2 separate regions of the Homo sapiens genome follow, and region 2 is linked to region 1. A link is an interaction called in ENCODE POLR2A ChIA-PET data of the cell type or tissue named here. Cell type or tissue: OCI-LY7. All regions are shown on one strand. Each heading gives the region's core, and the rest is flanking DNA. Links, peaks and the distances in the headings are about the cores only. Region 1 has its middle 130 kb from the start of CARMIL1. Region 2 overlaps CARMIL1 (capping protein regulator and myosin 1 linker 1).

Region 1 (10,374 bases), core at 3,105-8,104:
GAAAGACCATGATACAGGTGGCGATTTGGCCGCTGTCCTCTTTGGACTTGAGGTCCACAATGATGTGGTCGTTGGTGTTGGGGATGAACTTGAAGAATGAACTTTAACGTGCGCGGGGCCCACCTCCCCCATGTGGCTGACGGAAATGTAACCGAAGTCCTGGGTGGTGCTCAGGAGTCCTCGCTGCACCGCTGGGGGCAGGACCGGCGCTGCAGCACTTTCCAGCAGGCGGACTAGGGGTGTGAGGCAGCCTGGCGGTCGGATTTCCGTGGCGGCCCTGGGAGCATTGCAGCTGCACACCCAGTTCTTGTGGTCCACGCTGCCCTTGTGGCCTGCCACTCTCACCCATTCCACGTTCTCAGTCACTATGTCCCCTCCTTGCCCAGGCTGCCCCCCTACAGACGCTGGCCCTCCACTGCCATGAACCCCTTCTCCACTGCCCCATCGCCTTCGGAGAGAATTACCCGAGACACGGCCTTGCTGCCATCTATCTGATAGGTCACCCCTCTCACTTGGTCCATAGAGTAGTTTCCCACCAGAGACGTTCAGATCCGAGAGCTCCATGCCCCTCTCCACTTTCCGCCAGGTGGGACTCTAGAATGCAGTGGTCTTTGTTTCATTTCACCACCACCCTGTCCCTGCTGTCTGATAGGGTTGGGTATCCCCTTTTCAGGTAACTGAACCAGGTGTTTTCTTCTTGGGCCCTTGACCCTGTGCCCAGGTCAGCAATGACTGCGACTGGGTATTGAATCCTACCTGGCGTCCTCTGGAAGGCAACCAGGGGGTAAGTGTCATTGTCCATGGCCTTGGTCATGGGCGCAAGCACAGGAAGGCCCCGCACGCTTATCTGGAGAGAGCGCACAGACTCATTCCATTCCAGGTGGTCAGAGGGCTGGGCAGGCATGAGACTGAAGGGCAGGCGGGACCCAGTGGAGCAGGGAGTCCGACTTCCACCCTTAGTAAGCTCGCCTGGCCTGAGTTATGTGAGAGTAGTGATGGCTACACAAATTAAAGCATAGAATAAAATTTCATAGAACTGTATACACACACGCACACACACACACAAATAGATGCCTGTGAAAACTGGTGACATGAGAATAAAGTCTGTGCTCTAGTTAACAGTATTGTACCAATGTCAATTTCCCGGTTTTGATATTGTAATACAGTAATACAGTTACATAAGAGATCACTATTGGGGAAGCTAACTGAAGGGTACAGGGGACTCTGGACTATTTTTGCAAATTTCTGTGAGTCTACGATTATTTCCAAAGAAGATGTTTTAACAAGTGAATGAGAATGAAAAATATGAAATTTGCAATGACTTTTTCTTTAGTATTTTGCCCTTTAAGTGTAATCTAATTATTACAATCATCATTATTACTCATGCATAGTGTACAGGAAGCACTTCTCTTATTAAAATATAACTCAAAACTTCCAGAACTTGTCACTGGAAGACACTCCATCCAGGCAGTTTGGCTGACTTGAAAGCCAAACCTGTTTGCAGTAGGACCTTCCTTAATTATAGCAGATTATAGCTTGATTATACTTGGTTATAGCTTGTTGCAGGAGTGGGCTGCTCTCTCTTGAGAGGTCAAACTTTACTTACAATTGTACATCAGAATAAGTGAGGAGTGAGTATACTTTGAAAAGGCATATTTGAAACAGCAGTTTCCTCATTGTTTTTATTGTGGAATATAACATACAGAACAGCTCAAAAACCATAAATGAAGAACACTTAGAAAATGAACACCAGTTTAACCTAGGTTAAAAAAAAAAAGAAAATGTAATATTACCTGTGAGCACCCCAGAAATCTCTCATATGCTGCTTTCTTTCTTTCTTTTTAAAATAGCTTTATAGATAATATGATTTAAATACCATAAAATTCACCTGATTTAAGTGTACCATTCAATGGTCTTTAGTATACTTAATGGAGTTGTGCAACCATCTTCACAATCTAATTTTAGAATTTTTCCATCACCTCATGAAGAAACCATGTGCCCTTGATCAGTCAGTCCCCATTTTCTGTCTACACCCCCACCATTGTCTCTGATAACCACTGGTCTACTGTCTCTGTGAATTTGCCTATTCTGGACATATCATACAAATGGAATTATATCATATGCGGTCTTTGGGTCTGACTGCTTTCATTTAGCAGAATTTTTTGAGATGCATCTATGTTGTAGCATGTATTGTAATTTATTCCTTTTTATTGCCAAATAGTATTTCAATATATGGATGTATACATTTATCCACTAATTGATAGACATTTAGGTTGTTTGTACTTTCGGGCTGCTATGAGTAGTAGCAAAGTGAACATTTATATACAGGTTTGTGTGTGTGTGTGGACATATGCTTTCAGTTCTTTGGGTGGAGACCGAGGAGTAGAATTGCTGGATCAACAGAAACTCTAACATGTTGAGAATCTGCCAAACCTTTCCAAAGTTTATCAACAACAGTGTTTGTTGGTTCCTGTTTCTCTGCAACCTCAGCAACACTTGATATTACCTTCATTTTTTCTTATACCTATCCTAATGGATGTGAAGTACCATCTCACTGTAGTTTGGTTTGAGTTTCTATCATGACTAAGGATGGTTAACTTCTATTCATGCGCATTACTGACCATTTATATATCTTCTTTGGAGAAGTGTCTATTCAAATCGTTTGTTTTATTTTATTTATTTAAAGATGGGAGTCTTGCTATGTTGCCCAGGCTGCTCTCAAACTCCTGGGTTCAAGTGATCCTCCTCCCTCAGCCTCCTGAGTAGCTAGGGCTACAGATGTGCACAACCATGCCTGGCTCCCCTTTGATTATTTTTAGTTGGGTTGTTTTCTTATTATTGAGTTTTAAAGTTTTTTGTATATTCTTGATACAAGGTTCTTACAGATATATAATTTGCAAATATTTTCTCGCAGCTTTTGGGTTATTTTCATTTTCTTGATGGTGTCATTTGAAATGCAAATGTTTTTAATTTTGATAAAGTCAAATTTCTCATTTCTTTTCTTCTTTTGCCTGTGCTTTTGGTGTTGTATCTACAAAATCATTGCCTGACCCAAAGTCACATAGATATATTCCTATATTTCTAAAGTATAGGTTGGTGCAAAAGTAATCATGGTTTTTATCTTGAAAAGTAATGGCAAAAACTGCGATTACTTTTGCACCAACCTCACAAATGACTCAAAGATGTTCTCTATGTGTTGGCTCTTAAGTTGTTTATTTCTTCACAGCAGACTGAGATCCATTGGCTCAAAGGCTGCCAGCACCAGACTTAAAATTGTACACACACAATTGTTTTAAACATAGCCCAAATAAGCATATTTTTAGCCATTTAGGGCCTGATCTGCATACTCCATGAAATTGGCAATATTTATTATCCATAGATAAGATAAGCCCCAGTGTTATAAAGTTGCCAGGCTGCTGCTGTCCTTTGAGTTCACTAACCCTGAGACTCCCTGCTGTGCCTCTGACTTATCCCCTTTCCTAGAAGTTTCCTTGCTCTCCTCCCCTTCTGAATGGTGGTCCCTCCAAGACTCCGGATAGTTTCAAGATGTGAAGGACTCATTCCTCCTGCTTACTTGCTAAAGCAGCACCCTGCTAAAGCTTGTGCATGTTGCTGCCAGCTCATCATATCTTTTTCTTCGATCAGTCCAGAAATTCTGGAACTCACTCCCTACAGTTTTCCTCTAAAAGTGTTATAGTTTTAGCTATTATATTTAGGTCTATGATTCATTTTGACTTAATTTTTGTATGTGGTGTGGGGTAGGGGTACAAATTATGCTTTTGCATGTGGCTATTCAGTTGGCCCAGCACCATTTGTTGAATACAGGATTATTCTTCACCCCATTGAATGGTCTTGACACTTTCTTGAAAATCAATTGACCACACACACGAGCTTATTTCTGGACTCTCAATTCTATGTTTACCTTCATGCCAGTACTACACTATCTTGATTAGTGTAATATTGTTGTAAGTTTTGAAATGGAGAAGTATGAGTTCTCCAACTTTGTTCAAGATTATTTTAATCAGAGTCCTTTGTGTGTTCTTACGAATTTTCGGATCAGCTTGTGAGTTTCTGGGATTTAGAAAGGAATTGCATTAACTCTGTAGAAAAATTTGGGGAGTACTGCCATCTAACCTTCTGATCTATGAACATGGAGTATCTTCCTCTTTATTTAGATGTTTAATTTTAAAAATATTCTGTAGTTTGCAGTGTACAAGTTTTGTACTTCTTTTGTTATACTTATTCCAAAGTGTTTATTGTTCTTAATTACATTCTGAATGAATTTTTTTCTTAATCTCTTTTTTGAGTTGTTCATTGCTAACATGTAGAAATGCAATTGATTTTTGTATATTCATCTTGTATCTGACATTTTGCCTAACTTGTCTATTAGCTCTGGAAATTTTTTAGTAAATGTTTTAGGATTTTATATATACAAGATCATGTTGTCTGCAAATACCTTTACTCTTCCTTTCCAACTTGATGGCTTTATTTTGCCTAATTTTCCTGTCTAGAACCTTCAGTAAAATGTTGAATGGAAGTGGTGAGAGCAGATATCCTTATCTTCTTCTTGATTTTAGGGAAAAAGTATCCAGTCTTTTGCTATTGAGTATAATGTTAGTTTTGGGTTTTTCATGGGTTCCCTTAATTAGATTGAGAAAATTACTTTCTACTATTAGTTTGTAAAGTGTGTCGTTGTGAGGGGGTGGGAGTTAGTCATGAAAGGGTATTTTTTTTCAAAATTTTTTTCTGCATTATAATTTCTTTTGAGACTATTATGTGGTTTTTACCTTTTATTCTCTTAATGTGGTATATTACATAATTGATTTTCATGTATTAAATCAATCCTGCATTCCTAGGATAAATCCCAATTGATCTGGACAAGTTTATGGACTATCAGTACTAATTTTTCTCTAAATGTTTGATAGAATTCACCAGTGAAGCCTCTGGGTTCTATGTTTTTCTTTGAAAATACTTTAAATTACTGATTCGATCTCTTTTCCTGTCATAGGTTTGTTCATGTTTTCTATTCCTTTATGAGTCCATTTTGGCAATTTGTGTTGCTCTAGGAATTTGCCCACATTACCTAAATTATCTAATTTGTTGGCATATATTTATTCATAGTATTTACTTATAGTCCTTTTAATATTTGTAGGATTAATGGTAATATCTCCTCTTTCATTCCGGATTTTTTTGTAATCTGTGCTTTATCTCTTTATCTTGTTCAATCTACCTGAAGGTTTGCCAATTTTGCTGATCTTTTCAAAGAACCATTTTTTGATTTTACTGATTTTCTATTTTTTTTGTTTTTTCTACTTCTTTTATTTTTACCCTGTTATTATTTTCTTATTCTACTTGTTTTGGGTTTTGTTTGCTTTTCCTTTTCTAGATCTGAAGTTGAAGTCTTAAGATTATTAAGATCGTTCTTCTTTTCTATTATAGCCATTTAAAGCTACAAATTTGCCCCATGTCTTGCTTTAATTGCATCCTACATATGTGCTCCTTTCTGATTAAAACTCTCTCCTTAAAGATATATAGTACCCTGACTCTTGTAATATTTTTCTCATTTTCTGAAACAATACACTTTAGTTTTCTTGTTAGGGAACTTTATTTAAATGGAGTCACGTTGCCTCTGTGTGTGTGTGTTTTGTTCTTTTTATCCAATATTATTTCTGGGCATTGGTGCACGTTGTTACAAGTAGTCTTAATTGGTTTATTTGTCTTTTTGTGTTCCACAGAATGCTACTTTACTGTTATAGCGTATAATTTACATAACATATAAATACATAATTTATCATTTCATTGTTGATGAACATTTGCATTGTTTCCAATGTAATATACTCAAATGTAATATGAATAATGCTGTGATGTACATTCTTGTACATGTATCTTGAAGAACATATGCACATATTTCTCCAGTGTTGAGACTTAGCTAAGAGTAGGATTGTTAGGTGACAGTATATGTGTATTCTCTGTTTTAGTGTAGAATGCCACACTATTTTTCAATGAGATTGAACCTCACTACATTGTCATTAGTAACATATGAGAGTTTCCATACTCCTATTATCAACATTTAGTACTTGCAGTTGTTTTAATTTTAGTTGTTCTGGTAAGTATAGTGGTACTTCATTGTGGTTTTTATTTTCACTTCCCCATTGCTAGTGAGGCTGAGCTCTGTTTATACAGTTAGTCACAATTTGGATATTCTATTTTATGAAGTACCTATTCAAACCTTTTTGCCCATTTTTCTTATAGATTGTCTTTTTCTTATTGATTTATAGACATTCTTCTATATTCTGCATAGAAATCCTTTGTCATATTTATGTTGCAAATTTTCATTATGTGTCTTACCTTTTTACTCTTTTATTGTGTTTTGGGGTGTATATGTTCTTTTGGTGTAATCTAAAATTGCAATAATTTTCCTTTTGGGTAGAGCTTTTTGTGTTTTGTTGAAAAAAATCCACCGTGTCCCAAGATTATAAAAAATTTCTCCTAAATACCTTCCAAAAGCTTGATTGTTTATCTTTTAAATGTAAGTCTTTTAACTTGTCTGAAATTGATTTTTATCTATGGAATAAGGAAAGAGTCCAATCTATTTTTCCAATATGGGATCCCAGTTACCCCAGCAAGTTTAGTGGAAACATTTATCCTTTCCCTAGTGATCTACAGTGTCACTTATCAAGTGTTGGTGTATATGTGGACTTGTTTCCAGGCCTCTATCCTGTTCCCTTGATTATTTTATCTACCACTGAGCCAACACTATATGATCTTAATTATTATAGCTTACAATAAGTCTTGATATTTGCTAGGACAAATCCTCTCTCATCTCCCACCTTGTTCTTCTTGAAGAATGTTTTTTCTCTTTTTGGCCCTTGGCATATCTTAATAAATTTTAGAGTAAGTTTTTAAGCTGTAAAAAAAAAAAAAAAATTCTGGGGGTTTTATTGAGACTATAGTAAATCTACAGATAAATTTGGAGTAAATTGATTATCTTCATAATATTGAGCTTCCTATCTATGAACATAATATAACTCTTCGTTTATAGATACACTTAATATCTCTCAATAGAGTTTTATAATTTTCTCCAAAGAGATCATCTTTTGTTAAATGTATTTCTTGATATTTCATTTTTTATGCTATCTTTTAATTTTTATTTATTTATTTATTTTTTGAGATGGAGTTTCTCTCTTGTTGCCCAGGCTGGAGTGCAATGGCACGATCTCGGCTCACTGCAATCTCTGCCTCCCGGGTTCAAGCAATTCTCCTGCCTCAGCCTCCTGAGCAGCTGGGATTACAGGCATGTGCCACTACACCCGGCTAATCTTGTATTTTTTGTAGAGACGGGGTTTCACCATGTTGGCCAGGCTGGTCTCGAACTCCTGACCTCAGGTGATCCACCTCAGCCTTTTCTGCTATCTTAAATGATATATTTTTAAATTCAATTTTTGTATTTTTTATTGCTGATGTGAGAATAAATTGATTTCTTAAACTATTGATTATATATCTAACAGCTGTACTAAACTCTCAGAGTCTTATAATTTATATGTGGGTTCTTCTGAATGTTTATGTATACAGTCAGTTCTAAGTATCTTCAAAAATGATTTTTTTTCTTTCCACTCCTTATGTGTTTGACTTTTTTTTTTCTTGCCTTAATGTGCTGAGTAGCTTATTCAGGTCTCTTTACTTTTACCTAATGTCTTTTTCTGTTTCAGGGTTACATCTAAGATACCACATCACATTAGCTAAGGAGCTATCATGTCTCCTTAGGCTTCTCTTGGCTGTAATATTTACTTAGATTTTTCTTGTTTTGGATGACCTTGAGTTTCAAGGAGTACAGACCATGTATTTTATAGGTTACCTCTCTACTGGAATTTATCTGATTTTTTTTCTCATGGTTAGACTGGGATTATGGGTTTGCAGGAGGAAGACCACATCATATTAAAGTTACATTCTAACATAATTTATCACCGTTGATATTGACGGATTGTCACATTTCCTTACTGTTAAAGTTACTCTTTTTTTCATCATTTCCATACTGTACTCTTTGAAAGGAAGTCTCTATGAAAGGAAGTCTCTATGTGCAGCCCACATTTAAGAATTGATTATTTCAGATTTTCTACATAGGCAATCATGTTATCTGTGAACAAAAACAGTTTTACTTCTTTCTTCCCAATTTGTATACCACTTATTTATTTATTTGCCCTATTTTATTGTCTAGAACTTTCAATGCAATGTAGAAAAGCAGTGGTGAGAGACGACATCCTTGCCTTGTCCTTATCTTAGTAAGAAAGCTTCTACTTTCTCATTTTTTGTAGATGTTTTAATTAATTAATTAATTAATTTATTTATTTATTTAAGATACAGGGTCTTGCTCTGTCTCCCAGGCTGGAGTCCAGTGGTGTGATCATAGGTCACCCCAGCTTTGAACTGGGGGCTCAAGTGATACTTACATATTGGCCTACCAAGTAGCTAGGGCTATAGATGCATACTGCCATGCCTGGCTAATTTTTTTTTTTTTTTTTTGAGATGGAGTCTCACTCTGTCACCCAGGCTGAAGTGCAGTGCCATGAGCTCAGCTCACTGCAACCTCCGCCTCCTGGGTTCAAGCAGTTCTCCTATTTCAGCCTCCCAAGTAGCTGGGATTACAGGCGTAGGCCACCATGCCTGGCTAATTGTTGTATTTTAGTAGAGACGGGGTTTCACCATGTTGGCCAGGCTGGTCTTGAACTCCTGACCTCAGGCGATCCACCTGCCTCAGCCTCCCAAAGTGCTGGGATTACAGGCATAAGCCACCGCACCTGGCGCTTTTTTATTTTTATTTTTTAGCAATGGGGTTTTGCTATGTTGACCAGGCTGGTCTTAACCTCCTGGCCTCAAGTAATCCTTCTGTGTTGACCCCCAAAAACACTTAGATTAATGGGTATGGGCTGCTGTGCCCAGCTGTAAATGTTCTCTATCAAGCTGAAGAAGTTTCACTGTATTTCTAGTGTGCTGAGAGTTTTTATCATGAATGAGTGTTGGATTTTATCAAATGCATGTGATCATGTGACTTTTCTTCTTTAGCCTATTGATTTGATACATTATATTAGTGACTTTTGAATGTTGAACCAGCCTTACATGCCTGGAATAAATCCCATTTGGTCATAGCATATAATTCTTTTTATCCATTGCTATATCTGATAATATTTTGTTGAGTATTTTTGCATCTATGTTCATGAAAGAAATTAGCCTGTAGTTTTTTTTTCTTGTTATAACTTTGTCTGATTTTGGTATTAGGGTTATGGGCTCATAGAATGAGTCAGGAAATATTCCCTCTGTTTCTGTCTTCTGGAAGAGACTTTTGAAAATTGGTATAAATTCTTCTTTAAAATTATAGTAGAATTCACCAGTACACCCTTCTGGGCCTGATGCTTTCTGTTTTAGAAGGTTCTTAGTTACCGATTCAATTTATTTAATATATATAGTACTACTCAGATAGTCTATTTCTTTTTGTACAAGTTTTGGCAGATTGTGTCTTTGAATGGATTGGTCTGTTTCACCTAGGTTATCAAATTTGTGAGCGTAGAGTTTTTCATAGCATTCCTTTATTATCTTTTTAATGTCCATAAGTTCCATAGTGTTGTCCCTTCTTTCATTTCTGATATTGTATTTTTTGTTTTTGTAGACACAGGGTCTGTTTTTTTTTTTTCCTTTGAGAGAGGGACTCGCTCTGTCACCCAGGCTAGAGTGCAGTGGCACGATCTCAGCTCACTGCAACCTCTGCTTTCTGGGCTCAAGTGATTCTCCAGTCTCAGCCTCCCAAGCAGCTGGGACTACAAGTACAAGCCACCAATGCCTGGCTAATTGTTTTGCATTTTTTGTAGAGATGGGGTTTCATTGTATTGCCCAGGCTGGTCTTGAACTCCTGAGCTCAAAGCAATCCGCCCACCTCAGCCTCCCAAAGTGCTGGCATTACAGATGTGAGCCACCACACCTGCCTTAGACACAGGGTCTCACTTTGTTGCCCAGACTGGTCTTGAACTCCTGGGCTCAAGTGATGCTTCTGCCTTGGCCTCCCAAAGTGCTGGGATTACAGGCATAAGCCACTGTGCCCAGCCTGATATTAATATTTTTGCATCCTCCCTCTCTCTCTCTTTTAAAATATTAGTTAGCCTAGCTGTGGGCTTATCACTTTTTTGATCTTTTCGAAGAACCAGCATTTGGTTTTGTTGCATTTCTCTATTAGTTTTCTGTTTTCAATTCCATTGATTTCTGCTCTAATTTTCATTTCTTTTTTTCTGCTTCCTTTGAATTTAATTTACTTTCCTTTTTCTAGTTTCCTAAAGTGGAAGCTTATGTGATTGATTTTAGATATTGAGTATCACAGGGTACAGTAGG
Region 2 (5,000 bases), core at 1-5,000, 150 kb before region 1:
TTATCTAAGTAACTTAGTAATATACTTAGTTACCTAGTTACCTAAGTAACTAACCAAGTGTTTCTCAAACTTCAGTGTGCATCAAAATGACCTGAAGGGCTTGTTAAAACAGATCGCAGGGCTCCACTGCCAGAGTTTCTGATTTAGTAGGTCTAGATAGGTCTCCTATGCTTTGATTTTGCTTTTTTGTTTTGTTTGGTTTTGAGGAAAAGTTTCACTCTGTCACCCAGGCTGGAGTGCAGTAGCACGATCTCAGCCCACTGCAACCTCTACCTCCCGAGTTCAAGTGACTCTCATGCCTTAGCCTCCCAAATAGCTGGGATTACAAGTGTGTGCCTCCATATTTTAGCAGAGACAGGAGTTTGCCATGTTGGCCAGGCTGGTCTCGAACTCCTGGCCTCAAGTGATCCTCCCTCCTTGGCCTTCCAAACTGCTGGGATTACAGGCATGAGCCACCACGCTTGGCCTGCTTTTGCATTTTTGATAAGTTATCAGGTGATGTTAATGTTGCTGTTTCTCAGGACCAAATATTGAGAACCACTGGTCTGATCTTTTAGGTATCTTAAAACAAGACAAATTGCTATGTGGTGGGATTTGTTATTTTTGTTACATACAGATTTGGTTATCTAAATATTTCAAAAATAAGCATTTTAAATGCATATAGACTTTTAGATAAATCAACAATGGCTATATCATAAAACTGTAAATTTCGAGACTTAGACATAACTCTAGAAGCTAAATATGATAAAATACACACCTGCTCTCTGACATTTGAAACCCACTGATCTAAACCAATGATTCTCAGTGGGGGGGCCAATTCTACAATCCAAAGGACATGTGACAATGTTTGGAAACTTTTTTTTTTTTTTTTTTGAGGTGGAGTCTCACTCTGTCGCCCCAGGCTGGAGTGCAGTGGCACAATCTCAGCTCACTGCAACCTCTACCTCCCAGTTTCAAGCAATTCTCATGCCTCAGCCTCCCAAGTAGCTAGGATTACAGGCACCCGCCACCACACCCAGCTAATTTTTCTATTTTTAGTAGAGATGGGTTTTCGCCATGTTGGCCAGGCTGGTCTCAAAAACTCCTGACCTCAGGTGATCCGCTCGCCTCGGCCTCCCAAAGTGCTGGAATTACAGGCATGAGCCACCGTGCCCAGCCTCTGGAGACATTTTTAATTATCCCAACTGTGGGAAGAGTGGGTGATGGTGCCAGGATCTAGTGGGGAGGGGCCACAGATGCTGGTAAACATCCTATCATGCACAGGACAGCCCCCACAACAATTGTTTTGACCAAAATGTCAATAGTGCTGGGACTGAAATACCTCAAGGTTGGTTAGAAGGTGAGAGTCCAGCACAGCCTGGAGATTAAGAACCCAGCATGGGCCGGGTGCTGTGACTTAGGCCTGTAATCCCAGCACTTTGGGAGGCCGAGGCGGGCAGATCACCTGAGGTCAGGACTTTGAGACCAGCCTGGCCAACATGGTAAAACCCCGTCTCTACTAAAAATACAAAAAATTAGCTGGGTATGGTGGCAGGCACCTGTAATCCCAGCTATTCAGGAGGCTGAGGCAGGAGAATCCCTTGAGCCCGGGAGGCAGAAGTTGCAGTGAGCTAAGATTGCACCACTGCACTCCAGCCTGGACAACAGAGTGAGACTCTTTCCCAAAAAAAAAAAAAAAAAAGAATCCAGCATGCCCAGGAATCCTTCTGACTATGGAGACACAGAGCCACACACACCAATGAACTCAGATAATGCACCCTGCACCCCCGATCAAGGACCGGCTATAAAATAAAAGCAATCGGCCAAGCGCAGTGGCTCACACCTGTAATCCCAGCACTTTGGGAGGCTGAGGCGGGCAGATCACCTGAGGTCAGGAGTTCGAGACCACCCTGAAACATGGAGAAACCCTGTCTCCACTAAAAATACAAAATAAGCTGGGCATGGTGGCACACACCTGTAATACTAGCTACTCGGGAATTTGAAGCAGGAGAATCGCTTGAACCCAGGAGGCGGAGGTTGCGGTGAGCCGAGATCGCGCCATTGCACTCCAGCCCAGGCAACAAGAGCAAAACTCCGTCTCAAAAAAAAAAAAAAAAGCAATCATAACTGAAATCCAAGAGGAAGCAAACTGAGTGAGGCAACAGCAACAGACAGCAGTGCCCTGAAAGGACCAAGAAAGCCCTAAGTGAATGAACAGGCACCAACTACTGATGTTTTCTTTTTTTCACTCTAAGTAACTGGGAAGTGAAAGAGGGACTTGAGCATATATCTAAATACATGCAGATCTGCAATGAAAGCAAGATGAAAAACAGATACGTATTGGAAATGCACAGCGTTGTCCTCAGAGACAAATTTCTCAACACTGAACTTGAACCCTTTCTTTAAAAAAGATTTCTCAAAAGCAGTGTACCCTCTTTAAGAACAGCAGAGTGAAAAAACATTCTAAACCCATTTCTGTAGACAGTCTGTACTGGCTTAAAATAGCTCTGAGCAGAGAAAACATAACAACATGTACCTTGTACAGGGCCAGGAAGACATGCAAAGTTGAGGTATTTCTTTTGAAATATTTATATAAAATATATCTGAATAATCTGTGACTCAAATATACAATTAGATTCTTTTAATCAAAGCATTTAGCATTATCACGACACTACCCCTAACAATAACAGCTAAGACTTACTCATGACTTACTATGTGCCAGGCACTATTATGAAATATTTTATATGTAATATCCCACTTAATTTTCAAAACAAAGCTACAATGTAGTTTTTTGTTATTACACCCATTTTACAGATGAAGAAAGTAAGGCACAGAGAAGTTAAATAACTTGGCCAAGATTAAATGTTAGCAAATGCCATTTCAGAATTTAAATGTAGGCACACTTACCTATTAACACAGAAAATGGGAGGCGTAAAATGTAAAGACATTGAAAAAAGAAGCCATTCCTGAATTTAAGGCTAAATATATCACCACAAGCATCTCTCTCTAGAATATTAAAATGTAAAGCCCTACTCTGATGAATAAAGAAGTTGGCTACTCCCAGAGAACACAGAAAAAACGACGTGAGCATGAAGCCTTCCTGCATATACAGTGTTGCTGACACCACTTGTTCAGTTCTGCGGACAACCTGCATATGTCAGGTGTAAAGACAGATGCCACTTTCATTAAATCTCTGCAGAAAGAACACATAAATGGAACAATGCTTAAGAAACTCCAAGTGACAAGGTGCTAATAGCCTTTCCTTTGCTCCAGATGCTGTATTAACAAGCAACCCTGGACAGGAAAGATTGGACCAACTTCTCGCATCCAGGCTTTGCCAAGAAAGAGAGAGAGAGATATTGAACAGAGAAGACCCAACATGTTCTCCACAGAGACCACTTCAGAGAGAGTAAAATGATAGAGGGTTAAGTGCTATTTAAACTCCAAAAGTTTTTTTCTAGAAAGGCAAACTGTTGAAAAGGAAATCGCTCCCAGAACTTTACAGTTAATTCACAAACAATGAATTTGGGGGAGATAAAATTCTGATAAGGAGCAAGACATCCAAGATGCTTGAAGGGAAACATCTGTACACCCAAGCCAAATATGTGACTACGTCACTCTGTGCAGCCTAGTTTTGATTATCAACAGCACAAGCAGTGACTGTGATTCAGTGAACAAAGTTGTACAAAATGTTTCCCCAAACTTCAACATTTGTGCTGTCCCAAGGATGCTGGCAAAGAATATAAATTGGACCAAGAGATTTAAAAGAAAAGGAGCTGAGGCTGGGCATGGTGGCCTGTGCCTGTAGTCTCAGACACTCAGGAGGCCAAGATAGGAGGAGTGCTTGAGTCCAACAGTTGGAGACCAGCCTGAGCAACAAAGCGAGATGCCACGTTTTAAAATGCTTTAGTTAGTTAGTTAGTTAGTTAGTTAGTTAAAGATAGATAGATAGATAGATAGATAGATAGATAGATAGATAAAGATAGATATTCTTATAAGAAAAGGAGCTGGAATACTCTAAGTGCCAAACTGAACTGCCCAAGACTTAGCAAAAAACAAAGCACAGCTGCTTCTCTTCAGGTCATGCCTATGACAGATGATAAGATCTTTTTTTGGTTGCTAGTGACAGCTGATTTAAGACAGATGGATTCAGGAAACCAAGAAATGACCACTGATAACATTCACTGGCCTGGACTTCTCCTGGCCACACCTTAGCTCAGATTCTGCAAGTGAGTGTGGCTGTGCCCCATAAGGTTAGGCATCAAAGAGCAGAGAGATTGCCTTAAAAGAACCTTGCAAGGTTCTCAGTCACTTCCCCGCATCTGGGCGTCTTGATTTTCTTTGTCTGTTCTACAGGGTAACTAAGAAAGTCCTCTGTGCTTGTTTTCTGAGACAGCAAATAAGGAGGTCCCTGAGGAATATCATCCTATCTGCCAGGCTTGAAAGAAAAGACAGCCACAAGCAACATAGTACACAATGGTAGCTTTGAAAGGACACAGAAAAGCAGGCTGCACTCTTGAGGGCCTCAGCAAGGAGGACAGGGCTCCACAAGGAGCTCCTCATGGCAGAAAAGAGGCCATAGGTCCTCATCACCTGGACACCCCTCTCCCAGGACAGGGAGATAGTGAAAGGGTCAGGAAATTGGGACAGTAAATGAGAATGAGAAGGACTACTCTGCAGCTTCTAGTGGAGTGGGGAAGGACCATGAGACTTAAGAAATTGTTGTTGGCTATACAGATAAAATCAACTGCCTTCAGAACTGTCTGGGAAGAAAAACAATGTCTCCTTTCATTATGATACTAAATTATCTTCTAAGACATTGGACTAGTTCTACATGCATATTAGCTTATGGTTCTTGTTAATTACATTTCATCTAATGAAAGTGCCATGTGCCTTATCATTTGTGAATCTACTCAACTACCATTTATGAGAGCATTCAAAGGCCCAAGGTAAGAAAGTCCCACGACAAGGGCAAAGATCTGAATCATATAATACAGGCTCACACCTACCTAGGATTCAGC

Evidence for each region. ChIA-PET counts read pairs that join two places held together with the same protein. Peaks named below come from ENCODE experiments on the same cell type or tissue, not always from the same donor. Only the 100,000 strongest peaks of a DNase experiment are listed, where the experiment ranks them.
Region 2: POLR2A ChIA-PET joins it to region 1 with 5 read pairs; 1 of 35 experiments calls an interaction of 5 or more read pairs at or near these places.

The regions. Positions count from the first base shown.
Region 1 is chr6:25,143,077-25,153,450 of GRCh38, reverse strand. It overlaps the pseudogene CANT1P1. Among named protein-coding and RNA genes, the nearest start is that of CARMIL1, 130 kb to the left of the region's middle. RefSeq lists an enhancer at 1-40. In OCI-LY7, for the core only: no CTCF peak of the experiment used is centred there; a DNase peak (open chromatin) is centred at 6,140; H3K4me3 peaks cover 1,226 bases; H3K27ac peaks cover 1,395 bases.
Region 2 is chr6:25,295,852-25,300,851 of GRCh38, reverse strand. The region is part of intron 2 of CARMIL1 (capping protein regulator and myosin 1 linker 1); the gene reads right to left. Among named protein-coding and RNA genes, the nearest start is that of CARMIL1, 19 kb to the right of the region's middle. In OCI-LY7, for the core only: no CTCF peak of the experiment used is centred there; DNase peaks (open chromatin) are centred at 2,221, 3,113 and 4,301; H3K4me3 peaks cover 1,119 bases; H3K27ac peaks cover 719 bases.